Regions from separate parts of the Mus musculus genome. Here all the other regions are linked to region 1. A link is a loop called in an ENCODE intact Hi-C map of the cell type or tissue named here. Cell type or tissue: heart. All regions are shown on one strand. Links, peaks and the distances in the headings refer to the core of each region. The heading gives the core; the rest is flanking DNA. Region 1 overlaps Dst (dystonin). Region 2 overlaps Dst (dystonin). Region 3 overlaps Dst (dystonin).

What was found. Peaks named below come from ENCODE experiments on the same cell type or tissue, not always from the same donor. Only the 100,000 strongest peaks of a DNase experiment are listed, where the experiment ranks them.
Region 2: it touches region 1 in a loop (2.5-fold over the local background); 11 of 42 quality-filtered maps call a loop at or near these places.
Region 3: a loop joins it to region 1, with 2.1 times the contacts of the local background. A loop is called at or near these places in 6 of 42 quality-filtered maps.

The regions. Positions count from the first base shown.
Region 1 is chr1:34,212,237-34,222,421 of GRCm38, forward strand. Dst (dystonin) reads left to right here. Exons shown (of 103, transcript NM_001276764.1): 51 at 1-303; 52 at 666-832; 53 at 2,298-2,454; 54 at 3,250-3,376; 55 at 5,574-5,636; 56 at 6,099-6,340; 57 at 7,160-7,289. Among named protein-coding and RNA genes, the nearest start is that of Gm26788, 39 kb to the left of the region's middle. In heart, for the core only: a CTCF peak has its summit at 6,273 (motif pointing right); a DNase peak (open chromatin) is centred at 6,295.
Region 2 is chr1:34,263,140-34,273,324 of GRCm38, forward strand. It overlaps Dst (dystonin), which reads left to right. Exons shown (of 103, transcript NM_001276764.1): 74 at 125-351; 75 at 1,386-1,508; 76 at 1,611-1,712; 77 at 3,718-3,819; 78 at 5,090-5,263; 79 at 5,596-5,751; 80 at 7,689-7,886; 81 at 8,216-8,344. Among named protein-coding and RNA genes, the nearest start is that of Gm26788, 90 kb to the left of the region's middle. In heart, for the core only: no CTCF peak of the experiment used is centred there; a DNase peak (open chromatin) is centred at 5,622.
Region 3 is chr1:34,286,132-34,296,316 of GRCm38, forward strand. Dst (dystonin) reads left to right here. Exons shown (of 103, transcript NM_001276764.1): 88 at 1,056-1,250; 89 at 1,760-1,888; 90 at 3,393-3,536; 91 at 4,228-4,416; 92 at 5,656-5,785; 93 at 7,189-7,352; 94 at 8,253-8,415; 95 at 9,023-9,177; 96 at 9,331-9,405. Among named protein-coding and RNA genes, the nearest start is that of Gm26788, 110 kb to the left of the region's middle. In heart, for the core only: CTCF peaks have their summits at 4,870 (motif pointing left) and 5,424; DNase peaks (open chromatin) are centred at 1,800, 3,320 and 4,510.

The DNA of each region.
Region 1 (10,185 bases), core at 1,398-9,397:
ATTACGGGTCGTCAAAGCAGCATAAATGCCATGAACGAAAAGGTGAAGACATTTATAGAGACGACAGACCCGTCCACAGCCTCCTCCCTGCAAGCGAAAATGAAGGATCTGTCTGCTCGCTTTTCCGAAGCAAGTCAGAAACACAAGGAAAAGCTAGCCAAGATGGTGGAGCTAAAGGCCAAAGTAGAGCAGTTTGAGAAGCTCTCAGACAAGCTCCAGACGTTTCTAGAGACACAGAGCCAGGCGCTCACCGAGGTGGCCATGCCAGGAAAGGATGTTCCGGAGCTGTCTCAGCATATGCAGGTGTGTATTCCTCAGTGGTTACAATGCCAAGTGCGTGTGGACTGGTTAAGACAAGCTCATGCGTTTTATCAACAGTCTTAGCTACTGTTATTTGTCTCTCTGTGAATCATTTCCCTGCTGAGTAGAAACAAACCATTTACCACATGTATCATAGCTGTTACAACCATCCTTGAACATGCTAAATCCACAGAGATAATGAAAGCACAGAGTGTTAAGTCCCTGCATCCTGCTGTACATTCGCAGTCTGTGAAGTGCCAGGTAGTAGATGCCTGAGCTCTTCTCCTTGCATGCAGAACATGCTGGTGGGTTTGTGGTTCTAAGATCTGGCAATGTTTATACTGACTGATGTCATTGCTTTGCAGGAATCAACTGCTAAATTCTTAGAACACAGGAAAGATCTCGAAGCTTTGCACAGCCTCCTGAAAGAGATATCCAGCCATGGCTTACCAGGGGACAAAGCTCTGGTGTTTGAGAAAACTAATAACTTGTCAAGGAAATTCAAAGAAATGGAGGATACTATCCAAGAAAAGTAAGTCCCTCTCTAAGACAATGTGTTTTATCCCACTCTGGTACTCAGCAGCTGGGTTGCCTATATTTATGTAAGTCTATGACTGAGTTGGTTTCCAAACTGTGGAGGCTCAGACTGTTGGTGGATCTGTGCATTAAATATAGTCAGGAGGCTGAAAGGGGATTACAGAGAGTTTGAGGCCCTACTCTGGACTGAAGTAAGACCATCTTTAAAAGCAAAACACAATAACAAAAACATTAGTTTACGATTGGCTAAAATACCAAACTGGGAAATGGAAAACGCTACTTATGTAAAAGTGGGAACATCCTGTGAGCATGATGGTGCTGGTAAGATGAACTCAGAGATCCTGAGTTCAATTCCCAGCAATCACATGATGGCTCACAACCGCCTGTAATGGGATCCGATGCCCTCTTCTGGTGTGTCTGAAAACGGCAACAGTGGACTCATATAAATAAAATAAATAATAAAAAATATGACCGCTTACTGCTTCAATTAGTGAGTGAACCACAAAGAATAAGGCAGTGGCCCAGTTTTGACCTTTGACTCAATGCGATTCTATTCTGTGCCTTCATATTTTTCTGTATCATGTTTAGAACACACATCTGATTTTTATGAATGAAAGAGCCCTCAAAAGATGTTTTAGCCTGGCCATTTATCTCTCATCTAGTTGTACTTCCTTAGAATTCTCTACCTAAAACTTCTGGGTTCTCTTTCTGAACCCATCTCAGAAGATGTGTTCTTGGCTGTCTTACATAATCTAGGTTGTCCATTCCAATTTTAAATCCAGGTAATGTGAGGACTATTAAATCATTAACACCATGTGGTCATCAGTAGTTTGTTCAGCTGAAATACATCCTTATCTCCAGCACATAGGTCAGGTGCACACAGAAGCCATTCACACGTCAAGTGTAACGGTCTCCATAGGGCCTATGCTTGGCATATAGAAAGGCCCATGGGGTTTACATAGGAGCTTCTTATGTGTTGGGGTGGGTAAGCACCTGTTAAAACTCCAGTCACTGGGCTACATCTCTTTGGAGAGGTGGAAATGTCATCTTTCCAAAGTGCCAAGTTAAGACATCCTTTAACATGACCTGTGTTCTCCTCAGTCAGCAGTGTATACATGTATTTTCTGGCTCTTTGCCTGCTGGCACTGAACATTGTAGAAAACAGACCTGTCAAAGTCGTTAGAGTTTATGTAGTATTAGAGAGTACTGTTGTGTGAGAGTTACATATTTCTTGACTGTTCCCTCTCTATGAGCTTTGCTTCAGGAATCAACAGGTAGGTACTTAGCTGATTTCATTCACCACATAAGAACACATCAGCCTGGTACCCAAGAGCTGCTAGTGCATTGAAAATGGTTGCTAAAGTTGAGCCCGATTCAGGAGTATTGACCGCTGGTTAATAGTCGGCCTTTTGGAACATCTGGCTTTGCAGCTTGACTTCTGGTTCCTTTTTGTTCATTAGGAAAGACGCTCTAAGTTCTTGTCAGGAGCAGCTGAGTGCTTTTCAAACCCTCGCTCAGTCACTGAAAACATGGATAAAAGAGACAACCAAGCAGGTTCCCGTTGTGAAGCCTTCTCTTGGCACAGAGGACTTGAGAAAATCTCTGGAAGAAACCAAGGTGGCTCATCAGACCTAATACTAACTTCTGCTTGCCTGTGTTAGTAATGACGCATGCGGTCCTTTAGTCTAAAATCAAGCAAACTGGTCTCACAAATGCCCAATAGGATCTGTGGAAATTACATAATCGAGGAATTACATAATCTTTTTGTTAACTCAATTTATTAACAAAAAATATATGTATAGTGCATCCTTAGTCCCCCTAATATTAAAGTTTCCTTCTTTATCAAATTTCAATTTAATTTCCATTTTTTTTATACCTTTTTTCCAAGTAGTAAGAAAGAGACCCTTGTCTTCATGTGCAAGGTCTAACCAGTACTGGAAGACAAGCTATTTGAGTCTCTTGCATGAGTAGTGTATAAGTATTTTGTTGTCTGACTTAAGTCATAAACGCTATGGCTGATTGTGTCAGATTTTCTCAGTGAGACTGTGTAGCTCTAACACTTCCTTGAAATGTCGGGAGTTCAACTCGGCGCGAGGTGGAATTTTGCACACCCGTGTCTTGCTTTTATTGTCCTGTTACTTATGATGTAGCCGCACCTGGGATAGCCCTACAGACTTACAGTTGACAGTTACTCTAGAACATTCCCGTGGCGCCAGGACTCGGCCTGCCTCCCACTGTGGCTGGGGGCAGAACACAGAATGGGCTCTGCCTGTTCTCCTCTGCCAACAGTGTTAACAGTCACCTGGGCCCGCAGTCATTGTTGCTTTCAAATATGCTTAAGAAGTTCAGTTGTAATGTACAACTTTGAAGATACTTGGAAGACTGAAAGATAACGTGTTTTTGTGTTTAAAGAAATTACAAGAAAAGTGGAATCTGAAAGCACCAGAAATTCACAAAGCAAACAACAGTGGTGTCTCACTATGTAACCTGCTGAGTGCATTGATCAGCCCTGCAAAGGCCATAGCCGCAGCCAAATCAGGTATGCGCTTAGTTTTCATGACTAATCTGTAAGAATTTGATCTCCCACGGTCCTTTTGTGTATTTGAAATTAATTAAAAAAAATTTTTTTAAAAAAAGATCACCTCAAGAATACAAAGTAAAAGAGGTCGGGCAGGTGACTTTTAAAGGCACACTTAATCTGTCACGGAATTGGAGAGATGACTCTGCAGATACATGTGTGCAGGCATAAGGATGGGTGTCTGAATCTCCGGCACCCACACGTGTTTTGTACACGAGTGAGCATGGTGCCCTAGCTGCCCACAGCCCTCGGGAGGCAGAGACAGGAACTCCTCCAAGCAGGCTGGCGAGCCAGACTCACCAAATCCTTGACCCTCTGGTTTGGTGAGGGGCCATGCCTCAGAAAGTAAAGTGAAAACTGATTTTGGAAGATAGCAAGCACCCAGGATGGGCCACCACGTGCAGGAGCAGACATATGCATAGCACACACCTGTACATGCGCAGCCACAAGCATAGGAATATGTATATACATATACACACAAACACCCCCCCCCAATCTGTCAGGCAAAATGTCTTTTTATTTAAGGGGAGATAGTGAAGCTCTCTTTGAGCTATGTCTCTTCTCAGTATACTATGTAGTAAGGAAAGAGATTTGGTTTCCTGGTAAAGAAGAGGCAAGGGTGCGGGCTCTTGTCTATGAGGCAAGCTCGCCTTTTGTCTGACTGCTTGTTTGTATATGGTTCCCAAAGCTTTTGATTTTGCAGCCTGTTCACCAGTAAGCTCACATCTCGGCCTCAGCCCTGGCTGACCCAGCTCTTCTCAGCCCAAGACCAGAGTTGTGTATAAATCCTGGTTCCCAAGTTAACTTAAAACAAATATAGTGTTTTGGGAAGGGGTATTTACAGAGGCATTTTGTTTTGTTTAAGTTGAGGAATAGATAGAAGGCCAACCTCCTATCTCCATTGTGTGTCCTGTGGTTTATCTAGTCTGACCAGGCCTCCAGCTGTCCCATTGTGAGTGACACTCATGTTCCAGCTGCGCTTCTCTCAAACAGCCATTTTTTCCACTCTGTTGCTCCCTTTTCAAGCAATGCCCATATTGTATATGCCACAATGCTCCCTCATGTCTGCCCTAATCAGATTGCCTGAGACGTCAAGTTGATCTTTTTTTTTTCTTAAGAAGAGGAATTCTATTGTCTTTGATTTATCTTAGTTCCTCCCATCTCCTTTTTATCTGGAATAAAATCTATACTCTTGCTTGGTGTTCTCTGCTTGACGTTTAACAATTAGTTTGGAGAGTCTAGGATGCTTTCCGTTCCTTGGAAAATGCCTTGTGCGTACACTCATGCACACGCACATGTGCATGCGCGCGCACACACACATGGGAGAGGGGGAGGAGGAATTCGGATGTTTAAATGTTTCTATGGTTGCTCTTGCATGGGCATCTCTCTCCTTTGATAGGCAGCCAGTGGGTGCTAGCATGAGAAAGTTGGATTTTATTAACATTGTGGTTATGGAGACATGCCAATCCCAGATAGTTATGATAATATAGGACAAATAGCTATTATGACCCACTCAGGAGGATCTGATTGGTAGGTAATGGGTTAGCTATGTGTGGTTCCCATGGCGTTTTCACAGGGTAGCTGCCGTGGTACCCATCAGCTTCATTCATTCCTCTTCAGGCACACAGCTGATAGTTAGCACAGCTGGCATCTAAATTCAGGAGAGGCGTCCTCTAGGTCCATGCACTACCCACCCTGTGTTCTCTGTGTCAGCATATGTGGACTTAGAAACAGACGTTTGTTTTGGCTTTTACCTTCAGACGGTTCCCTCGTCTCTTTTTAAATCATTCTGCCTTCATTGGCCCTGTGGTTATGTTGTGTACGCGGCCACAGGTGATGCACAGCCATTAGGCCGAGCAGACATTTTCTTCTCAGTTGCACTGCTTTCTTTAATACATAGGTGCTGGGGACCTTTACCGCCAGCTTTATCATAAGATGACGTTAGCATAAAACATCTTAGCTGTTTAATTTGGGAATCAGCTTTTGATTAACTTATGAACAGTCGAAAGTGAGGCGCCGAGTCACTTGTACGAATGAGCAGTGGCGGTTCCTTTAATGCCGTCTATAGGTAGAAGTACTAGGGCAATCTAAAGTCACTTCATTGTTTGTTTTGTTTGTTCATTGTTTTTTTTTTTTGTTTTGTTTTGTTTTGTTGCAGGTGGAGTAATACTAAATGGTGAAGGAACAGACACAAATACTCAGGATTTCTTGGCAAATAAAGGTGACTAGTAACCCTGTCTGGCGAGTGATTAATGGAGTTTGATGTTTTAGAGGGCAGTAGTTTTGTTGAGATCTTAAACTCGAGTTGAAATGGTCACCATGTCCATGAATATGTTGATATACCTGTCCATCTGAGATAAATGAACCTTTGGTGTTTCACTTTGGGACTTGGTTTTATTTCCTTCCTGTTCATTTGCTGTTTGGTACCCAAGAAATCTGTTATGTTTAAGCTTACAATTCCATCATGCTACCTCTTACGTTTTACAGTTACACAATGCTCCTGAGTTGTTTGTTATTAACTTGCAGTATGACCTCTTCTTTCTATCCTAAAAAGTCTGTGGTTCATCGTAGCAGGCTTAACAGTGTCAAAATAGAAGAAAACGCTGTGTACAATCAGTCTAATGCTATCGCTCCTCTCCAAAAGCCTCAGCATGCATTCGTGTACTTTTCTTCCTGCTCGTAGGTTTAACATCTATTAAGAAGGACATGACTGACATAAGCCACAGTTACGAAGACCTGGGCCTCTTACTCAAGGATAAAATAGTTGAACTGAACACTAAGCTCTCCAAATTGCAAAAGGCTCAGGAAGAGTCCAGTGCAATGATGCAGTGGTTAGAGAAGATGAACAAGACGGCCAGCAGGTGGCGCCAGACACCTACACCTGCAGACACTGAGTCTGTGAAGTTGCAGGTGGAGCAGAACAAGGTAGGCTGGGTACAGGGCAGGAAGGCGCACTGAGTGGACTTAGCCAGAGCAGCCCTGGGGGCCATGAGCTCGGTTCTGTTTTCTCCCTAGACCTTCATCAAATAATGACTGTTTTGTTAAAATCAGTCACATTGGGGCAACAAATTGTCACTTTTCCAGCCCTCTGACATTATAAAAAGGAATAAACTGTAGGGTATGAGTAACTTTGCCGTCTTTAAATCAGCTTAAATCTGCGATATTAAGTAATCAACTTTTGGGAAAGATTTAGTTATGGACTAAATGTATCAAGTGTCTGGCCTGTCTACTATAAAACGGGACGGCTAATACCGTCCTCTTTAACAGCATTTCTGTACTGCCAAGATTAGGAAAGTAGTTTCTCACCACCATGACAAAAATTTGGGCAAATTACCAACCCGTACTTGAATTCTGCCATGTGGAATCTCGAGTAGAGTTTCAAATTCTGGAAGCCTTTACCAGGGCTGATTTGCTTCTCAGTTAACCTCACTGAGAGCAGCTTGCATTGGCCCAGCGTCGTTTGAAAGCAGGAAATTACAGACGGCAGTCATTACATCCACAGAGTGTTCCTCTGTGGGGTTTCTGTGTCTCACAATTGAAGATGGTCAAGGGGAAAAAATAAGAATTATCAGCTACATAACCCAGGTCCTTGCCCACTCCAGCATTTGATGTGTGTATGTGTGTGTGTGTAGGGGGGCGTCCTTTCTGAGTCATTCCAGAGTTCCAGAGAAGAAATGCTTTTTCTCTTTTGATGCCATATTTTTTGTGTAGTTAATTATTGTTTTTTTTTTTTTTCCTTGTTAGTCATTTGAGGCAGAACTGAAGCAAAATGTAAACAAAGTGCAAGAATTAAAAGACAAACTATCAGAGCTTCTGGAAGAGAACCCAGAGGCTCCCGAGGCCCAGTCCTGGAAGCAGGCACTGGCAGAGATGGGTGAGTCCATCCGCGCACTCGGGCTCACGGGTGCTCACGGCCGCTTGGCCAATTTCATGGTCAACGGAGTGTTCTTCAGAAAACATCCAGGAGTCTCGTGTGCTTTTGGATTTCCGTTAAACATTTCAGAATCTTTTTTTTTTCTCTAAGTATTCAAAATCATGGGTGTTGTTCTGAGAGCTGTCATTCAGCTGTTTTTATGAAGAAGGTTCATAGTTGGTAATGAAATGCTATGCGCTGAGTAATGTTTTGATTAGTGTTTATTTTCTTTCATTCGCTTTATGCTCACGGATTTTCTTGCATTCATCCGGAAAGGGCAGGCTCCCATCTCCTCTGTGAGGTCACTTCTGGGGCTTCTGTCTTCTCAGCTCTTCTTTCTTCTCTCAAGCCAGTGTTGAAGGAATACGGGGCCTCCCCTCCTATCCTGTCTTTGTATAAACTGCTCGTAGGTACAGAATTTCCTTCAGTTTGTGAGATAAAAAGACTAAGAAAGTAAGTTTCCTACTTTACTCTGTCGTTTGGAGGTTTCGGTAAGTTTAGATATGTCTAGGTAGGAGCCGCAGTGTGCACAGTGTGAAGTGGATCCCGTTGGTCCTTGGAATGGCTTGACTTTCAATTATTTCACCGTAGTTATTTCAAACCTTCTTCCCATCACTTTTTGGCACCGTAAGCTTAGAAACAACTTAAGTGTTCCTAATGTTCAGAGGCAGACAGAATCGGACTCAAGAATCCCCCTGCATCGTGAGGGTTTCCCCTATGTCAGGGACTCTCCTAGGGCTATCAGAATTACTTGCGAGTATGGGCAGATGTTTGCGAGAAGAGGTGTGGCTGAAGGGTGTGCGTTTCCTACAGAGCCTCCACCCTGCAGGGGCTTTGATACTTCTCTACCCCATGTGCTTTTGTTAACAGCCTCGCCAGTCAGATTATATAGGATTGGAACTTCTCCTACAGAGGAACGCCATTAAATAGAAGCCCCTTACTACATTCTATTAAATACTGTCCTTTAGTATACTGTGCCAAGTGACAAACACACAAACCTCTCGGGGCTTTGTGAAACAGCTCACTCAGTAAAGTGCTTGCCTAACTTAGCAGCATCGGGACAGTTCTGTCCCAGAAGCCATGCAGAAGTGTTTGACGTGGCAGCACAGGCTTGCAGTCCCAGTGCAGGGGAGGCAGAAACAGACCCTTGGCCATCTGGACAGCCTAGCCTACTCGGCAAGTACCAGGCCAGTGAGAGACGCCATGTCATAGATGAAAACAAAACAAGCAAAAGCATACAGTACAGCTCCAGGGACAGCAGCTAGGGTTGTCCTCCAGCTTCCACGTGTGTATGCACATGTATGTGAGCACACACGTGTTCACACACACACACATTAAAACGCATGTCATCTCTGAAACCAGTCACACTAAGCAGTTACTGTTTGTGGGGCGATAGGTGGGCTTCAGTGCTTGTCGCCATGCTCTGAGAACTAACGTTGCACCTGTGGAACCTAGGCAAGCAAGAAGGCTTCCTGGCTGAGGGTAAGATCCCAGGGGACTGGGAATGAATGTCAGGGATAGGAGATGTCACACGAAGGGGCCCAGGTGTGGCTTCCATGGACACATGCTGCTTTGGGGAGAATATTAAGATGACCAGGGCTAGCTTAAACATTTGATCTCAGTATAAACGCCTGCCACAGGATGAATGTTCCAGGGTCAGGTTATGACAGGTCCTAAGCTTTTGGCCTTCAGATCTTACCATCTTAAGGACAGGAAGTTATTGATAAAGGATCTGAATAGAAAACTGGTATGTTTTTTAAATGATCGTTTCTAAAGGGAATTATTTAGAACCAAATGGCTCGCAGCTGAGAAATAGGAGGTGGGGCAGCGGGGAGGGCGGGGAATTACAAGACTGCCAAACTAGGTCTGAAGTTTTTGCATCCACACAGACTGCTGTATCCCCTGGGAACTAGTTAGAAATATGAACTTGCAAAACCCTACTACAGACCTCCTCCTGCATCAGGCCAGTGTGTGTTAACAATCCGCCCAGGTGGTTCTGTAGCTCCGTGGTTGGGTGTGGGCCATAGCGGAGAGCAGCACTGAGCATATCAAAGATGGTCTTGAAGCCGTGGTAACATGGTGACGTGGCAGGTGAGGTCAGAGGGCCATAGTAAGTGCCTGTACTTACTTACCAGGCTGAGGTCACCTCATAGATCCAAAAGGAATGAAACCAGGGTGGGATTGGAGGGGCCAGAACAAGACTGACAATTTTATTGAGAGCAGTGAGACTTGTCCTATCAGAATCAGAATATAATGACAATTTCTAGGATCAATACAGTTGTAGTTATCAGATTACAATGGAGTCTGCAAGTTAAACAGGGTATGGAAGATTAATATCCAAGATCCATTGTCCTGTCAAGTCTCCATGCTTCCTTGACTCCTGAGGGAACACACAGAGAAACACAAAGCAGCCTGAATGCTCACTGCCTGAGGGAGGGCATTGGGCTGTCTAGAACAGGAAGGCGCATTGCGCCCCAGGAGGCACGTACTGTAACCTGAAAAACCTGTGACGCATGCCTCTCAAGGCAGCCAGGCCAAGCCAACTTGTGGTTCCTGCAGCCGTCCAGAGTCGTTCTGGATGCTTAGTGGTTAGGGGTGGATACTGCTCTTGCAGAGGACCTGAGCTCAGTTCTTAGCACCCAAACCGGGCAGCTCCAACCACCTATAACCCCAGCCCCAGGAGTATTTAGCACTTCTGGCCTCTAAGGGCACCTGCACTCCCATTCACATAACATATATGTGTGCTCATGCGTGTGTGTGTGTGGCACACACACACACACACACACACACAAAGTGAGAGACAGAGAGAGAGAGACAGGGAGAATTAAAATCCGTTTTTAAAGTCATTCTGAATTAC
Region 2 (10,185 bases), core at 1,044-9,043, 51 kb after region 1:
GCGTTGTGTGGTGGTCCAGTCTGTATTTAACAGGTTGAGTAACTGCTTGCTGTATGAGCTGAAGTTCTGCTTTTGCTTACGTGAGGGTAACCGGTGTCTTCACTGACGCTGTTTTGCTGTGTAGCTGTACAGGATAAGTTGGACCAAATGGTTTTCATCTGGGGAAGCATCCACACGCTGGTCGAAGAACGGGAAGCCAAACTGCTGGATGTGATGGAGCTAGCGGAGAAATTCTGGTGCGATCACATGTCGCTGGTCGTTACCATCAAAGACACTCAAGATTTCATCCGGGACCTGGAGGATCCCGGAATCGACCCCTCGGTCGTAAAGCAGCAGCAGGAAGCTGCAGAGGTAAGTAACAGACCTGGGTGAACTACGGAAGAGAAGAGCAAAGTTCAGCGAGACAACCCCCCCAGTCCTGTTAAAATCCGCATCTAGTTCTGAACGCAGAATGCTTAGTGAGTACCAAGGTACCGTGGACTCACAGGTGCTGCTTCCAGATTGTCCCTAAGATCATCGCTCTGCGCCCACCCTGCTCGTGTCTGTGTCAGATAGAAGACAGACAGACCCCGTCCACTGGGTAAAGCCTGACTTTGCAGGGCAGGATATGCAGCTTCGTGCACACGAGCCGGTGGCCATGCTGCCGCAGGCGTTCCTCTGTCCCTTTTCCCTCCGCGCTCTTCCATAGCCTTGCTCCTCGAAGCAGTGATCATCCCTGCCGCCCCTGTGATAAGCCTCAAGGTTTGACTGGATTATTACCCATGCTCTATACTTTCTTTCTCGTGTACTTGGCTGACGTGCTTTCAAGGCCGTAGGGCCTGGAAGAAGACTAGGTGAATGTCTCCTCCTCAGATGTTTGGTCTGGGGCTTTGCCCGTGCCTGTTAAATACTCACTGCCTAGTGAGTGTGTTCAACAGTGACCATGAAAAGCAAGGTAGGATTGACAGATCCTACCTAGGGTAATACATCAAAGCGAGCTTATCATGGGTTTCCCAACAGATACGTTGCTTTGCATAAAATCTTTGTGCTCTTATTTTACTGGGGTCTCTTTGGAACACATAACAAGCAAAGTATTTGAGAAAAGCAAAATGTCCTTTGGTGCTTGACAGTATTTGGGTTATTTTTTAAATTGCTCTGGTATTTTGCCACAAAGTTATTTTCGTCTTTGCACTAAAGAGTTGGCGTTAGAGAATATTATTTTCTATAAAATATTTTTGTTGTTGGTGGTGGTGTTTTTGTGTTCCAAGAACGGCAATGTGAGGAGCTTGGGAAGTAAAAAGAAAACAAAACCCTGATAACTGACCTCACGTGGGAACCCCCACGGGCGGCCCTGCGCAGCCCCGTGTCTTGGCTTTGGTGTTCTGAGCCTCTGCTTTGGATTCCAGGCAATCAGAGAGGAGATTGACGGCCTGCAGGAGGAGCTGGACATGGTCATCACGCTAGGCTCAGAGCTCATCGCTGCATGTGGGGAGCCTGACAAACCCATTGTCAAGAAGAGCATTGACGAGGTACCCGAGGCTCGTTTGTGACTTAGCTGAGCGACACCCATTTTTACCAGAAGTCAAAAGTACAAACTTGACACTGAAAGGACTTTAACATTTGTTTCGTAGCTAAATTCAGCATGGGATTCTCTAAATAAAGCTTGGAAGGACCGGGTGGACAGACTGGAAGAGGCCATGCAAGCTGCCGTTCAGTACCAGGACGGATTGCAGGTGAGGTGGCCGCCGTGTCCTCTGGTCTCAGCCGGAAACAAGAATCACTCTCATTGATGTCCGGATGGCTGACACTCTGGTCCCAGCCCAAAAACTGTGACTATGTACACAGCTACAGACAAATCTATTCCCATAGTCACAACTACTCTGACTCAGCCTTTCTAGAAGATATTTCTTACCCTCCAGTCACACGGATTTATACATACGTTTAACCATGGATTAGCCCACGTAGCCAATACATCTACTTTGAAAAGAAGTGGTCTAATGTTTTTTTTAAGCGAAAGTAAATATTCCCGCGCTGTATTTTTCATAACTTGTCGAGCACCCAGCAGTGAAGTGACAGGGGACAGTCTGAGTTCTGTTCTAAAGCTGAGTGAAGTAAGATGAAAGAGGTAAACACAGGCTAAAAATATCACCAAGTTTCACCGAGTTAGAGAGAACCAACTCAAAGCCCCGTGTACTAAAATAGAAGTCTATTTTATTGGCTCATAGCTGTCTGTATCAAGGCGCTTTCTTCTTTTCCATATATATAATTATTAAAAATAGTTGTCATGTCTCTTCAAGGCTCCCGTTTGGTTCATTAGCCAGTCAGGAACTGATTTTTAATATTAAAGTTCTCTTCAGGCCAGCTCAGGGAAGTACCCTCTCTCCACACCTCCCCTTGGCCCTATTTCCTAACAGGTTGGCAGGAGTCTAATCTTCCATACTTCTTACTGCATGGAAAAACCCTCTCTTAAGTATTTCCATAACACCAAAGTGAATATTATTTTTAAGGCTCACACGAAAGCATTTTTTTTCTCTTTCTGTATGCCACTTCTTCCTATGTGTGATAAATAAATATTGCCAGGCTTTACGCCAGCTGCAAGGGCTTTGCACTTCAGAAAATACACGAAATTTTCCATAACAAATAACACCTTATTATTACTCTCACACAGGTGTGTACACGTGCACATGCGAAGTAATGATTTCTTGCTTCAATAATGAGTGACCAGTGCTGACCACATTGGGCTCCTACTCTGTGTGTGGGGGTTGGGGGGAATGACGTCATGATGGCAAGTGTTTTGAGTGGGATTGTTTTCCATGGCTAGAGAAGATCCTGCTCCTGCCCAGGGTCGCGTGGGAGCCATGGGCAAGGCGCTGTGATTTGACACAGACTCCTCACCAACAGCAAGCTTCATCACAGGGCCAGTTGGTCATGAATGGCAACTTGAGTTACTAAGTTGTATTGCTGTAGCTGTGATGAGGTTCTAGGTACTCCATAAGGCTCAAGGCTTGATTATAAAGTGAGATTCATTTTCTTCCCAGGTTGCTGCTTAAGTAACTGGCTAATGGTTGTTTAAACATATTATTTTGTAAGGTTTCTCTTCTGTCAGCTTCATTAAATGTAAAATAGTTCTACTATACATTCATTGCCTTAAAAAAAATAAGCATGTGTGTTAAGCCTTGTAGAATGTGTAGAAACCCTGAAGAAGCAGAAAGTAGGGGACAGTGAAGTCTTTTGCAATCTGGTACCCTTAGTTATATGTATGTACAGGATTCTAATGGTAATCTATGGAGTGTAAGAAGGTTAGATGAACCACTAAATAGTGATTTTCTTGGTTATTTGAATAAATAGATACATTTGGATCTTTTTTTACATTATATTTTTAAATAAGCAAATAGGATATTCCACTCTTGTGACTGAATATATAAACATTTTCAAATGAACTTTCTTTGAAAGTGCTCGATAATTTAAGAATAGGATCCCCTTGGCCAGCTTTGGTGCAGAATTGGAGGTGACATTTACTTGGTATTTGAGGAGCTGTTTTATATTACTGCTTTTATTTGGGTAAACGCTCTTCGTTTTCAAAAGTTTCAGCCAGTTAGAATCTGATTTTTAATATTAGATTTCTCTTGAGGCCGGCGCCTTTCGTAGCATCTTTGAGCTCTTGCCTATCCCTATAACAACCAGAGCTGCGGCCATTTTGGAGCCGCTGCACTAACACGTGGAAAATGTGTCTTGCAGGGAATATTCGACTGGGTTGACATCGCAGGCAACAAGTTAGCCACAATGTCTCCCATTGGAACAGACCTGGAGACCGTCAAGCAGCAGATTGAAGAGCTGAAGGTAAGTGTGGAGCTCCCAGCTGGTAAGGAACTGCCTGGGGACTCCCTTAAGTCACTGAGTCCCCAGGTTTCCCGCTTAGTCACTCAGGTGACATGATTGAGACCCCAAAACTGCCCTGTTTATTTCTGCTGCACGTATTTATTAATGTGTGTGTTCATATTTGCACACGAGGATGCCCCACATGTAAGGAGGTCAGAGAACAGGGAATCAGGCTCAGGATTTCGGGCGGGGTAGCAAACAGCTTTCCCCACTGATCCATTTCACGGACCCAAAAGTTGATTTACAATCGTGTCTGCACATAGGAAATATAAAGAAGTGCTCGTTTTTTAAAAATGAAAGATTGCTTTATTTTTATTTCTTATCCTTTGTAGAATTACAAATAAGCAAAGTGGGGGCAGTGCAAGATTAGTAACTCACTCCAAAAGCTATGTACTTAAAAGCAGCTATGCCTAAATTTTGATGTACAGCCCTTCAGATACCCTCCAGTCTGAATGGAGGGGAGGTGTATTTAGAGGGGGAGGACCAAATTTGGATCATGCCACTGAGACTTTTATAATGTGCCTCATTATTCAGTAGTCTGTTGCAATTGGTGTAATTGAAATATTATTTTAATAGCAGCCACTAATGAATATCACAGATTCAAATAAATATTTTCTACTGCAAATAAAATGTTGGTTGGCAAAACGAAGATCATTAAGTGCCTGTCAGTCATATGGGAAAGAGCAAGAGGAAGGATGTTATTCTAAAGCCACACATGATGCTCAGATCTGTAGTACCCATAATTGTGAGGCTGAGGCAGGAGGATTGCCATGGGTCTGAGGCAAGCCTGAGCAAAATAGTGGTGAAGGGCCACCCAGAGCTGTGTCAAGACCTTTTCTTGCTAGTGGTAATTACAATAATTATAAATTATTTTACACTAACAGTGGGACATAGAAGTAATTATTAATAAATACAACACAGTTGTAAAAACATAAAAATTATGAAAGAATGCATACTATGTGCTTGCCTGAGATCAGGAATTACTAAATTCCTTAAAGGCGTTTCTAGGGTTTCAGATATTAAAAAATGTTTCTCCATGGGATGTATTAAATTTTACCATGCAGAATAAAAGTCAAATACCCAAGCTGTGACTATTCATAAGCCATTGAATAAAAGGGAGAAACTTCCACCTCTTTTGCTCTCAATGGGACATGTGAACTTCAGAGTTATTTATGGTTGAATATTATTTTTTTAACATTCCTCTGGTGTTTTGTTTTTTGTTTTTCCGCAGCAATTTAAGTCAGAAGCTTATCAACAACAGATAGAAATGGAAAGGCTGAACCATCAAGCAGAACTGTTGCTGAAGAAAGTAACAGAGGAGGCAGACAAGCACACAGTCCAGGACCCGCTGATGGAGCTGAAGTTGATCTGGGACAGCCTGGACGAGCGAATTGTCAGCAGACAGGTAAACACTGAGACCTGTGTGCATGCATGGACACTCAGACAGGAATATCAGACTACTATTACAAATCAAGTTAGCAGTTAATGTCAATAAACTTCAGAAGCACTTAAATCGTCTTATTAAAATTCTCCCGTGTGTGCTGTATTTACACACACACACACACACACACACACACACACCAAATTAGAGTTGTTGTTGACCAATGAGAAGATTCATGCGCTATGAGGATGGTCTTGGACATCATTCAACAGTTGGCCTTTACCCTTGTTTTTGTAAGAGCGCATTATTCACGATGCTGGGGTCTAAGCAGATTTTTCTTCTCTGTTTCTTGGCAGCACAAGCTCGAGGGTGCTCTCTTAGCACTGGGTCAGTTCCAGCACGCCCTGGACGAGCTCCTCGCATGGCTGACACACACCAAAGGCTTGCTAAGTGAACAGAAACCCGTTGGAGGAGACCCGAAAGCCATTGAGATTGAACTGGCTAAGCATCACGTACGTACCACTGCTGCCAGTCACCGTTAACGTTCGAGGTTCTTAAACTTTGTGATTTTGACAGAGATTGTCTGTCATTAAATGCCTTGAAGAATGCTGCCTAGGAGGGCACAGTGAAAGTATTTTTTCACTAGCTACCGGGGTAACAGTTATCAAATATAGCGAAGTTGTTTCAGTAGGGCCGCATGGCAAACACCAAGATTTAATCCCTCGTACTCATTGCTAAGTTAATGTTGAATAGTTTTTTAAGATTGTAGGAAACACCCTAAAAGCTTGCAGGCTGAAAATGCTGTTGTCCTACCATTTCTATTAATGTCTCTGGGCTCTGGGCAGCAGTAACTTGCCAGACTCTTTATAAAAACAAACTATGTTTGTTCTCATGGAATGAGTTTACAGAACCATTTACGTCTTAGGAAATCTGGCCATTGTCTTAAAAGTACCAGTGATTAGAATTGTGTGTAATAGGGGTGGAAAGTCAGACACCCAGCCTGGTTATTTCGGCTGGAGATCTGTGGGAACCTTTTAACGCTGTTCGTGTGACTAAGAAACAGGCCCTCTTACCTTTTTTACCCTTTAACTTTGAAAGACCAGTGTGTTGTGACTTGAGATTGCCAAAAACCAAGGCTGAAAGAAAGTTTCTATCCTCTGCTTTGCAGTCTCCCCTGCCTCTGAGCATCAGAGGAAGGAATCTGTAGAATTGTCCTATTGATGCAGACACCAGCAGTATTTAACTCTCAGACTTTGAGGAAGGGTTTCCTGCTGGTAGCATATCAAAGAGCATGCTCTGCAGAACCTGGCTCCTTACTCAAGTCGGGTTTGTGCCTTTGGAAAACTCTGGCTCATCGGATGCCTCAGAAACGGATTCAGTCGCCAGAGAAGGATCCGTCTGGGGGCTGCCTGTCTCATCTGGAAAGCCTCCGGGGTCTGGGTTCCCCTCCAGACGTGCGATGTCGTACATAGGATAAGAGATGACATTTTTTTCTTGATTGTTGCCAAACATACATCAGTGAGTGGTAGGGTAGGTTTATAATGAACTCTCGACTAACGCTAGGCAAAGGAGTCCTTTCAAGTTAGTAGTTCCAGCATCCCTTCAGTGCGAGAATAATGTAATACAGTTCTTCTTGCAAAACAGTCATTAGAAAACATATGTCTTAGATGTGTGGTGCTGTTATAATGAGAAGAGAAGCGTGAGCGTATCCCCTAAGATAAGGGATGCTACGATTAAGTCGAATTAAACTGGACTTGAATCAATGAAAATGTTTTAATCATCAAGTCATAATCTCTACAGATCTCTACAGAAGTATGTAGTAGATCAGCTACAAGGTCATTCTAGTGGGGATAGCTGTCAAGTGTGTGTGCAGTCCCTTTGAGAGTGCTGGCCAACTAAATGTATGTCCATTTAGGGAGCCACAAAGCTGGAGGGAGGGACTCTGTTGCCTTAACACTTTTTGTTATGAGGCTTCGGCTTCAGAATATTTCACACCGAAAGAAATGAAACAGGTAGAGTGGACTAGAGCTGTGGCTCAGGTGCTAGATTCCTTATGCAGCATGCATAAAGACCTGGGCTTGATCCCTCGGCAATACCTACAACTGGATGTGGTACCCCACACCTGTATTCCAAGCACGCGGGAGGTGGAAAAAGTCAGCCTAGCAGCGGCAGCAGCACACCTTTATCCCTAGCATTTGGGACTCAAAAACAGGTAGTTTAATCTCTGTGAATTCAAGACCAGCTTGGTCTACAGAGCAAATCCCCAGGACTGCCAGGGCTACACAGCAAAACCCTGTCTTGAAAAACAAAACCACAACAAACAAAGTAAAAACAAAAAAGAATTCCAGTGTCGTCTTTAGCTACCTGTTGAGTTGGAGGTTTGCTTGGGATGCCCGAGACCCCTCTCTGTTACTGTGTTTCCAGTGAATGATCACGCTAACATTTTCAGGTGCTCCAAAACGACGTCTTAGCCCACCAGTCCACGGTAGAAGCCGTCAACAAAGCAGGAAATGATCTCATCGAGTCGAGTGAAGGCGAAGAAGCAAGCAACCTCCAGTACAAGCTCAGAATTCTCAATCAGCGCTGGCAGGATATTTTGGAAAAGACAGATCAAAGAAAGCAGCAGCTGGACAGCGCCTTGCGCCAGGTGACTAGAGAGGCGGAGAGAGTCCCCAAGTGATGCGGGTGTGCCTTGCTAGCCCTTGTGCAGGTCCAATGGTGATGCTTTAAAGAGAGGAGTAAAAATAATCGGGATAAAGAGCAGAGCTGATAAGGAGGCGGAGCTCCAGTTCTTAGCCTAATAGCCTAATACCCTTATGCCCGAGCTTCCTCGGCGTGCTCAGGTAGTGAGCACAGCTCCTGGCACCTGGCATTCTGATGAGATGCAGAGACGGCTTAGCAGGCTGGGGCCATTTTGACCTTGCTGGAGAGTGATAGCATTTGTGACACAAACTTAAAAACCACCTGTCACTGCAGGCCAAAGGGTTCCACGGTGAAATCGAAGATTTGCAACAGTGGCTGACGGACACAGAGCGTCATCTCTTGGCATCTAAACCTCTGGGAGGTCTCCCAGAGACAGCCAAGGAGCAGCTTAACGCACATATGGTACGTATGGTATTTTCTACACCCCTCGCCCTGGTCTTACATAGATAATAATGGAAGATGATATAGTTAAAAAATTAAGTTTTGTGGCAAAAATCACTATGTGTACATGCTAGAAACAGCACCATTTAGCAATTAAATTTTTCAAGTAAGAATCTGTCTCAGAGGCTAAAAAAAGTTTTAAAGAAGTTTAGCAGTTCTGTGTCTGTCTGTCTGTCTCTCTCACATACACACACTCTCTTTCTCTCTCTCTCTCTCTCTCTCTCTCTCTCTCTCACACACACACACACACACACACCAAGCATTGTATCAGTTATAAACTGGTATCCCCTGAAGTATAAAGACACTTCTCTAAAATACTCTGATAGTTTAATATGATTATAATTAAGACAGTACTCATGAGCGAGTAATTCATGTAGTCCTGTGGTTTGGGTTTACCGTTCACAGCTAGGCCAGGCCCATTTGCTTGAAGAGCAAAGTAAGTAGTCTTGCCAACGACTGCGTGACCTCAGAGTGTCTATCACTGTGAAACCCTGCATGACTTTCCCATCCTTCCTTACCTCCCTGGACAGTCTTACATAGCGTTCACGTAGTTCATCACTTGTTAAGTAACTAAGAATGAATTCTGTCTCCAGAATGATACACTTTAAAAGAGTGCAAGAGCTTGTAAGCAGAGTACTAATCTCTCAAGTTTCAGAAAACCGCTATGTAGAAAACAACTTCGTTTGCATAGGATACACAGAGTGAACTTCATGTAACCCTACATGATTTCTTTGACTAAAAATTCCATGTTTAAAAACAAACAAAAAAGCAATAACAAAAACCCTGCAGAGGGCCTAGAGAGAGAGTGCCCAGCAGTAAAGAGGGCTTATTGTTCTTCCAGAGGACCACAGTTCGTTCTCAGCACCTACCTGGCAGCTCACAACCATCTGTAAACCTCCAGGGCATCAGATTCCTCCTCCTGGCCCCTGGGGGCTCCTGCTTGCATGTGGTGCACACAAACCCACAGACCTACACCTACATCTAAAAATTAAACAAATCTTCCCTAACAGACTGGAAAGCACTGTAATGCCACGGGAGTGGTTTCCTTTGGATCTGCTTGTGGTTCTAGCACATTCTCACTGTGCTAGAAATGAAGATAAGAACAAAATCGGTTTTCACTTAACCTGAGGCTGCTTCCGGATTTAATGCTTTTTAAAGATGAAACTGTAGCCGGGCATTGGTGGCGCATGCTTTTAATCCCAGCATTTGGGAGGCAGAGGCAGGCAGATTTCTGAGTTTGAGGTCAACCTGGTCTACAGAGTGAGTTCCAGGACAGCCAGGGCTATACAGAGAAACCCTGTCTTAAAAAAGAAAGAAAGAAACTGTAAATGTGCTTTGTTTTTTTTAATATGCTAGAATTATTTTAAGTTATTTATGTTATATATGTGAGTACACTGTCACTGTCTTCAGGCACACCAGAAGAGGGCATCAGATCCCCATTACAGATGGTTGTGAGCCACCATGTGGTTGCTGGAAATTGAACTCGGGACCTCTGGAAGAGCAGTCAGTGCTCTTAGCCGTTGAGCACTCTCTCCAGCCCCTAATGAGTTGGTTGGTTTTTAAGGATGAAGAGATACGTTTTTTAGCTGATGAAGATGTAGTGAGACCACATTGTAACTTCGTTCACATCACTGAACAGTGTATTTCAAGTGGTTAATTTTATTAACAATAAAATTAATTCTCATTTTTAAAAAAATTATTAACTTGTAAGATGTCGAATATATAACTTTCCATCGGGATTCAGCCCATGTTACAATTCAACCAACGAGATAGAAAATGTCTTCGTTTGTAATGAGTTGTAT
Region 3 (10,185 bases), core at 1,207-9,206, 74 kb after region 1:
CTCTGGAACTGTTGACTAGTCCTGTCACGGGTGACTATGTAGATATCTTCCATTCTGTGTGTATTGATAGTACGTATGTTGTCTGTCTGTAGTCACCTACCATTGAAACACAGTCAGTCTGAAACCTGTCACCTGTTCGCCACACTCTGGCTGGATTGTTCTGGATAAACTCCCTTTGTGGGATGATTTGTGTATAAGCTTGAGTAATTCTATTGTAGACAGAACACTCGTTGTCTGAATATCTAGTCTTATACACAGACACTTAGATTGATGATGAAGAGCCCTCGGCTCAATGCCACTTGTAAGAGTGGCCTGAGGAAGCCATTCTCTTAAATGGCACATTACTCTTAAATCTGCCTAAATTGAGAAGACAAGGTCAGAGGTCCCAAAAGGTTTCCAATGAGATGACTCTAAACTGTGAAGTCACGGGTTGGTTCTTAAGGTGCTTCGGGGAATGGCTTATTATAGAGAAAAGGACCACATGACTCTCTTAGATTCGTTGGTCTTTCCGGACCCAGTAACGTGCACCAGGCTTGTTCAGTCCTGGCTCTGTAGCTTGTCTCTCAGAATGGTAGGTAATCAGCCACACTGACTGTGAGGGTCTGGTATTCTCTACTGCATGACTCAAAAGAAAGGGAATTTAATGTACTGTGTGTGTGTCTGTGTGTGTGTCTGTCTGTCAGGGGTGTGTGTCTGTCTATCTGTCAAGGGTATGTGTGTGTGTCAGGGGTGTGTGTAATTGAAATTGAGAAGGCCGATCACTATTATTTAAATCTAATATACTTATATATTTATATTGTAATCTTATATATTTCATTTTTTAATCCTAAATTAAATATTACTGAATATAAACAAAATCTATTCAAAACAGTGTTAAGTCCTTAAAGAGGAACCATGAGCTAGACTCAGTCAAAAGTATAGTCATTCAGATCTGTGGTCCTCAGATGTATGTATGTGGTGTCTTATATACATCCATCTCTCATGACAACGCACTTGGCTATTTAGGTTCTGTACTGAAAAGTAACCTGTGATGAAGGTCAGTATGGTTTCTCCAGGTCTTCCAGAAAGAGCTGGGGAAGAGGACCAGCAGCGTGCAGGCCCTGAAGCGCTCTGCCAGGGAACTCATCGAAGGCAGCCGAGATGACTCCTCCTGGGTCAGGGTCCAGATGCAGGAGCTAAGCACCCGCTGGGAGACCGTGTGTGCACTCTCCATATCAAAGCAGACGCGGCTAGAGTCAGCCCTGCAACAGGTAAAGTCCACATTACTGAGAGCTCAGTATAGCTGGTGAAGCCCTGCAGTCACAGCAAGGACAGCTCAGGTGGACTAGCGGGGCCAGTCCTCACCCTCATCTTAGACAGTTGTCAAGGAGGTCTCGTCTGTCTCATAACTGTCTGGACCCTTCTTCATGCTTCTCTGGAGAATTCCAAGTACTTAGCAGCAAGTACTTAGCAGGGGTATTTACTAATCTCTGCTTAGTACTGCTTGAATAAGTCACTTGGGAGTCCGACTGGCTGCCTCACACTGAACACTAGGCTGCAAGAACGATGAACTAGGCTTCCTGTGGGCTCCTTGGTATCTTACATCTCTCCTTATATTTTGAAAAGAAAAAAAAAATACCCCTGTCTTCTTAATAGGAGTAATGTGCATAATTAATTCACACTAAGACTTTTTCACTGGGAGGGGCCATGTGTGGTTCTGTAACGGTCATTAACGGGTATCCCGTGAAATCCTGTTTTCTGCGTGTGTGCTAACTGTTAGGCAGAGGAATTCCACTCTGTGGTCCACACCCTCTTGGAGTGGCTGGCAGAAGCAGAGCAAACCCTGCGTTTCCATGGTGCTCTCCCAGATGATGAGGATGCTCTCCGGACTCTCATTGAGCAACATAAAGTGAGTAACTTCCAGTACAAAACGGGAAACTGAAAAGGGAGAGAGAAGAAGCCCGTGACTGATTGTCGCGAGTATGAGACTGTCTCCCTCCTCCCTGCTTACACACCTGGATAGGCAGCTGTACTTTTTTTTTTTTTATAGTTTTTTTTTAATTAGTTATTTATTTCATTTGCATTTCCAATGCTATCCCAAAAGTCCCCCCCACACGCCCCACCACCCACTCCCCCACCCACCCACTCCCGCTTCTTGGCCCTTAAGATTCCCTTATGAAAGAAAAGTAGTCATTGGAGAACTAGGCTCTCTGCTTTGTGTCTCTGGGCCGCACGATGACCTTCGTAGAGGATCATCCGGTTTCTGACCAGAGTGAGCCCCTTCTGTCGCAATCGTATGTGTACTTCAAGGATGAAACTTCCAAAAGGAGCAGCTTGGCATTTACAGGATATCCCACTAGAACTGTGTCTTAATAGTTTTTACATCTGCATGCAAAGTAAGCAACTCATTTAAAGCCTAAACTATAACTCTGCAGCCCCTTTCTCTCTGGGCCTTGTCTTATTCACTTGGCGAGCTTGTGTGTGGCGTGGACCACCATGTGCTTGGGGGGTGGGGGGGTCCAGAAGGCAACGCACAGATGTGTGCCCATGCCTTCTGATGCGTGGATCCTGGGACTCAAACTCAAGCCTTCAGACCCAAGGCACCCCATTCCATTCACTGAGTGGTCTCTCCCGGCCCACTTCTCATTTTTAATCAAGAACCTTATAAAAAATTATTGTAATGAGCTACCCTATAATATAGATTATAAATTTAAAGCATTGGTTTCATAGTGTTGAATGGCTAAGGGGATGGGGGGGGGGGCATGACCTCAGGTCACCAAAGCAAGCTAAGCTCTTTTCTCTAGCAATGCTTGAAACTTGGCCAAAACCACACAAAACTGAAACATGTAACAGATGTTTCTTAACCTTTGACTGGGAACGTCAGATATTCACAGTGCTTACCCCGCCCCCCCCCCCCCAATGCAGTATTGATGTCCGCACATTTCTGATTCACTTGAAAGATTTTTTTTTAAACACCATTTTTTTAAATAACCTTGCCCTTCAAGGTCACGCTGGAAGTCCCTCATTCTGCTGTAGCGTGTGTTACATCATCTGCTTCTGACTTTCATTGCTGCCCTTCCTCAGAGATTGGTTGAGTATAGCAAGGAAACGTTGCCTCCCTGTTGATAGTGGTGCAGGCTTGCCCGGCATGGCCTGGAGGACCAAAGTGCTTTGTACACTGTTTACTACCCGTGAGGCGAGACTGTAAGAGTAGGGAAAGTGTCAGGCTCATGGTGAATCTTAGAATCAGCTCAGTACTTAGAAGTCGAGCTTATACCACTGCGGGCTGGCAGCCGGCCAGCATTAGACCCTACACCAGACTGAAGTCCTACCTCATTTCTGTAACACAACATGAAGTGAATGTCACAGCAAGGGCCGACAGCTAACGGAAGTGTCTGCTCCGCCCGCTGCAGGAGTTCATGAAGAGACTGGAAGAGAAAAGGGCAGAACTAAGTAAGGCCACCGGTATGGGGGACGCTCTTCTGGCCGTCTGCCACCCTGACTCCATTACCACCATTAAGCACTGGATCACGATCATCCAGGCCAGGTTTGAAGAGGTCAGTGCGTCTGACGTCATCTGGGGTAGGGGCGACTGTGCAGGGGGCGGGGAAACGGGAATCCTCCAGCCCAGGCCGACTGTGGGAAGACAGGCCTTCGTGGGGAAGCGTCTCGTAGATTCCTCTCAAGTGTGTCAGCCCCTGAAGGAGCCGTTAACTAGAAACGTTACAGGTCCTGCAAGTGGTGTCTGTGAGACCTTAAATGGCAGATGTTTGCTTTGCCATGGGTTTTGTCCCACCTTTCCACTGTGTCTGGGGAATAATGCCTCGCTGAAGAATGTTCCAGGAGTGGGGGGGCCTTGTGTGCTTGTGGGAGTGAATGGAAGAACTCGATGGGAATTGAGCTCCTGTTTAAGATCTTTAGCACTTTAGATTCTGCCGCTTCTGAAAGCTGCCTGGAGTAGGCATGCTTTAGAGAAGGTATACTTGAACATGAGAAAGCCCAAGGGATAAACAGGAGTAAACCTGGATGCTAGGTACATGGCTAACATTTTCCTGAGGACAGACATCCTCGAAAGGGGACTCGGTGCTTCCTCAGGCTGGATCTGAGAGCCACTGGCCAGATCTAGACTAGCAGAAAGCTTCCTAGGTCTAGCTCAGAAGGATCCTAGTTGACTTTTTAAATGGGTGTGGTTTACATTAATGAAACTAAGTTGCAAGAACCTGAGCGAGCTGTGTGTCCGTGCAACAGGTGCTGGCCTGGGCGAAGCAGCACCAGCAGAGGTTAGCAGGGGCGCTGGCTGGGCTCATCGCCAAGCAGGAGCTGCTGGAGACTCTGCTGGCATGGCTACAGTGGGCGGAAACCACACTGACCGAGAAAGATAAGGAAGTTATCCCCCAGGAGATCGAAGAGGTGAAAACCCTCATTGCAGAACACCAGGTAAAGAAACTCAATCCATCCCCTCGGGTGTCTCCTTTCTCTTGTTGCTAGGCTTCTCCAACCCGTTCCCAGACTAGTGAGCCTCTTGGCCCGCAGCTGCATTACAGCTGGTCTTATTTTAACTTGACTCTCCCTCTGGGCGGTCTGATCTCATTGCTGTGGCCCTGGCCTGCACTTACTTCCTTGTTTCCTATCTGCTTTTCCTCTGTCTTCTCAGATGAACAACCATGAATATTCCAAATGCAGCCTACTTAGAAAGGGGGTGCCTTCTCGTCCTCAGAGTGACTACTCACCCTGAGCACCCCACCTGTTTTAAATGCTGAAATGATGGCTTTCTATGTGCCCTGATTCATAGAATGTTTACTGGAGCTGGAGATATGGCTCAAAGGTTAAGAACACTTAGGAACTAAATTCAGTTCCTCAAAACCACATGTAAATTCAGTTTCGGGAATTGCAGCTCCCTCTTCTGACCTCTGCAGGCATTACACACAGGTGGTGTATATATTGACAAGCAACAACATACACACACACACAAAACTAAAAACAGAATTTTAAAATGTTAAATCTGTGTTATTGGTATCTACCTGTCCCAAAGTATCTCAGGTTATGTGGATATTATAATTATCACGGTGGCTCAAGTTTCCCAACATAAGAAACATTTGTCTGCCTTATGTTTTCCCGTCACTTTTGACCGCAGCCTCTGCCTTTCCTCAGCCAACATACCCAACGTGTAGGGACCAGTCGGCAGTAACAAGAAGCCAAGGAGATGCAATGAGGAGTAGCAGGATACTGAGCCTTTACAAATGTAACTTTTTAAATGTACCGCACTAATCTCACTGCTCCCTGTGACCAGTAGGAATCTCTGTGTTTAACATGGCCATCTTCCACCACTGTGTGCAAAGCAATTCAAGTTTTTTAAACTGTGTGGGAAGAATGCACGGCATCAGGAACATGTTCACTTAAACCCCTGGTGGAAGACCTTGGAAATTCAGACGGAGTTGATGCCGATAGCTAGGATGGCCTGCAGATGTTGTTTTTTCTGACTGAAAAGTGACAGTTTTGTTTTTTATTTGAACTTGCCTTTGGTCCGGTGTCAGGCTTTACCTTCTCCGGAAATCATTGAAAGCGCCAACTGTCACAGTTGCTTAATGGGATAATCCTTTAAAAATAATGGCACAGCCCTTTCACCCGGGGTTTTAATCTATACCGTGATTTAATTGACACCGTTTTCCCTTTCAGACCTTCATGGAAGAAATGACCAGAAAACAGCCCGACGTTGATAAAGTTACCAAGACCTATAAGAGGAGGGCCACTGACCCTCCCTCGTTACAGTCTCACATCCCCGTCTTGGACAAGGGACGAGCCGGAAGTAAGCTGGGGGCAGGTTATTTAAAATAAAGGTGGCTGAACAAGCCAGTTCCCTTTCTGTTTGACTTAGCGTTTGAAGTCTGAGAGAAAGCAGAACTCCATGTGAGCAGTCCACTTTTAAAGGTTTTCTAAAGAAAATGTGGCCTTTAAGGTTTTTTTTAGCCTTGTTTGTTTGTTTTGAAGTGAAATAAAAGGCTGCACTTAGGTACCTCTGTTTAACTTTGTTTAAAGTACACCTCTCAGATTGGAGAAGAAACTGGGGAAGGCTACAAGGACCCAGACCATCACCTCTTGGAAGCACATTCTCCTCTGGTGTAGAAGTAGCGACCAACCAGAGCTGACCCTGGTCTGGGTGGAGGGCAGGCTTGGGCTCTGTTGATGCACCTGTGGCTGCCTCGCTCTTTACTAATCCCCTAAGAGTCTAACCCCCAAGACGGCATTCAGAATGGTAGCTGTTAGCCGAGAATGTTAACAAGCACAGTCTACAATGTAGTACATTTTGTATATTTTTGAATGGTGTATTAGCTAGTTTGTTTTGGTTTTGTTTTGTTTCTAAGTGGGAGCAGAGCTGCTGTGATTGCTATGCTCTCACGGAAACCAGGAGATTGTATAAATGAAATGTGGGAGGCCCCTTGCTGTCCCTACCTGGGACCAGCTGGGAAGCCTAATTGAACAGTTTACCTAGTTCTTAGCTAGGGTTTCCTCCTCTGCAAAAGAGGATACTCTGTAACAGTCGTCGGTTGGACGGAAGGAGCTAGCACACACTCCTGGAGCAGTTGCATACTTTCCAGCATGTAATTACCCTCATGAACTTGAGCCTGAATGGAGTGTGATCTTAGGCCAATCATTTTTCTAGGCCACGTGTAGCCATTTAGTTACATGGGAGGAATGCGCTATGCGCATCGTTTTATGCAACTGTGAAGACACTTGTGAAGACAGCCAGATAGGAGTGTATTAACTCGGTCAACGTGGATGTGTGCATATGAGAGGAAGTGTACGTGCTCTATGGAGAATGGGTTTGGAGCCTTCTTGGCTTGGTTGTCATTGGTGAAGCATCCCGCTCTGGTTCTGAGGACGCCACTTTTCAGCCTTCTTCTCTCAGAAGGGCGGGTGCCTGGAACCCACTTAACGTGCCTCCCTGTGCTACTTCAGCATGGACGTCCACAGAAAACACATTTGAAACATTGCCTTTACAGAGTTCCCAGTGTTTAAGTGGCCCCCGCCGAGATGCATTTTGGCAGCACATGAGATCAGAATGTGAACCTTGATAAGAATAGCTAGGGTGGGGTGCTTGCCTTTGCCGTACACAGTAGTTAAAGTCAGTCTCCATTAGGAGCTAAAATCTCAGTGCCTGTCAGCACGCCAGACGTTCCGCCATCCTGACCTGAAGTTGTGTTTTACCAGGGAAACGCTTCCCAGCCTCGGGCTTCTATCCATCTGGCTCACAGACGCAAATCGAGACCAAGAACCCCAGGGTTAACCTGCTGGTGAGCAAGTGGCAGCAGGTCTGGCTCCTGGCCTTGGAAAGGAGGAGGAAGCTCAACGACGCCCTGGACAGGCTGGAGGAGGTCAGAAACTCCCGCTCTGTCCCTGCTCCGTCTCCATGTTGTCCCCACTCTGGTCTGCACCGCAGGCTGCACTACTCAAAAAGCAAAAGCGTGGCTTTCTCTCCCATAAGCAGTGTCTCACCCTCTGAGTACTAGTGCTCTCCCAAAACGAACACTCAGATTGTCCCTGTTTCTGTAAGACACTCCTCTATGGGGTTCAGGACCCAGGGAACCAAAAGGTAGAAAACTCGTAAATCATAGCCACCTGATGCTGATCTCGGAGAAAGGCTTTCTAACTTGGCAGGTCTGCTGCTGGCTGGAATACATCTATTCTCATACATACCCTGTGATGGAAGGCTTTAGTTCTTTATGTTGTGAAATTTGGAAACGTTAGATGGCCAAGCAAATGGAGGTAGCTGGTAGGACGGAAGGACTGGATGGGTACACGCCAAGACCTGCATCTTCACTAAGCTCTGGCTGCCACTCTGGGCGCACACGTCCATGACTGGTGCTGTGAGCAGTTTTCTACGTAGGGCTTTTATTCACAAAGAAAAATCAGTGGCTTAATGAAATATACTTTATAAGAAGTCACTTATAAAATCATATCTTCTTTGAAATGGGAGAGATGTATATCACCTGGAGACCGTCATCAGTGACTTTATTCAGCCAACAGAAAATGGAATTTGCTGCTCACACCCATACATGCAGAGGCATCACTGAGTCTGTTTAATGGGTTATTATGAGGGGGTGGGAGTTGGAAGGGGGCAGGTTGGGGACATGAGATTTAGAGAGGAGAACCTAGAGTAGTTGTGATGGTGGTAGTTCGTTGTGTACGTGTATAAAATTGCCAAGAATAAAGGTGAGTTCTATAGACTGTTCAAGCACAGCATTGACAACAGCCAAAACTTTCACTTTTTCTAGCTGAGGGAATTTGCCAACTTCGATTTCGACATCTGGCGGAAAAAATACATGAGGTGGATGAACCATAAGAAATCGAGAGTGATGGATTTCTTCCGGAGAATTGATAAGGACCAGGATGGGAAGATCACTCGACAGGAATTCATCGACGGGATTCTCTCCTCCAGTAAGTGCCGAGACGTGCAATAGCCATAGGAGTTTGGACAGAAACTAGGCACAGTGTAAGACACTGGCGCTAATAATCTTGAGTTGCTAGCGAAGTGTTGCCTTCTAACCTGACTGGGAACACAGCAGCTCTGAAGAACATGAAGAGCTCAGAATACTCTGAGCTCTCGAGTCAGATACACCTGTGTTTTGTATGGCCGCAGGGATATCCCTTTGCTCTCCTCAAGCTGTGTTATGAGTATAAATTAAAATATTTGATTGTAAAAGTCTTGCGTGTTAGCTGGCACATAAGAGTAAATCACTAAGTACGGATTTCTTGATCATCCTAGTTAATGATTCTGATCTGATAATCACATTAATAGGACGCAAGTGCCCTGAGTTAGCTTGTTTGGCAACTCGACAGAAGCAGCAGGTGCTGCTAACCGCTGAGGGTCTCTCAAGACCCTCCCCCTATGTCTTGAAGATAAATTTGCATCGTATACATTCACTTACTGCTAGAAATGAGGTGATCACCCTGACGAGCCACATTAATATCAAAGTCCGCAGTCAAATACGTCTTAAGCTATAACTAACAAACCACCTTACTAGCACCGCTTGGTACATTGCAGAGTTTCCTACCAGTCGCCTGGAGATGAGCGCCGTGGCAGACATCTTTGACAGAGATGGTGATGGGTACATTGACTACTATGAATTCGTGGCCGCTCTGCATCCAAACAAAGATGCGTACAAACCCATCACGGATGCTGACAAAATTGAGGACGAGGTACTCACTGTTGGCCTTCTGCTGCAGCTGGGTTTCTAACCCCCTCACACACACACACACACACACCCCACACCCCACACCCCACACACACGCACCCGCACGCACCATGAAGTTCTGAGGTTAACATGAATGTCATACCTTTGTCTTTGACAGGTCACAAGGCAGGTAGCCAAGTGTAAGTGTGCCAAGCGATTCCAAGTTGAACAGATCGGTGATAACAAATACAGGGTGAGTGTCTCAGTTGACTCCTGCCCTTCCGAGTGCGTGTCAGTGGGATCACTACTGTTTGCTAAGAATCCTAACTGTTCGCACGTCATCTCAAGACATATGGTGTACAAAACTATAACTCCACCGTTCTTTCTCATTTTAAATCACGTGACTTTTCAAATTATGTAATCCATATGTTCCATAGGGAGCTTGAGTTGATTAGCAGGCCATATTTTTTAACATCTATAATATGCAGAAAAACCTGTAATCTTTTTTTATATTTGTCTATTTACTGTGCGTGTTTGTGTATGTGTGTGTGTGTACACATATGTGTTTTATATGCCACCACATGTATAGCAGTCAGAGGACATCTTAGGGGGAGTCAGTTGTCTCCTGCTGTATGAATTGTAGGACTTGAACTCAGGCCCTCGGACTTGGTGGCAGTGCCCTCACTTACCTAATTACTAATTAAGGCAAATTAGTAATTACAGATTACTAAAAGTAAATATTCAAATCATATATTCAGTCTGTCCCACATTACCTCTTACTTTATAGTGATTAGAGGTAAACTTCCAGGGTCTAAACAACAGCTACTCCAGACCAAAACCACGGAGTTAAAATGTTGTTACCTTTTTTTCTAGAAATTAAAAAACATCCATTTTATAACTATGAAGACGCTTCTGTTTCTCCCATTTACGTAGGAATTCTGGCTTTTGCTCAGAATATAAAAGGATGCAGATCACATAAAACAGAGCAGTGTGGTTTTATCATTCTGTCTTTGTTCATCTCCCAGTAAGCAGC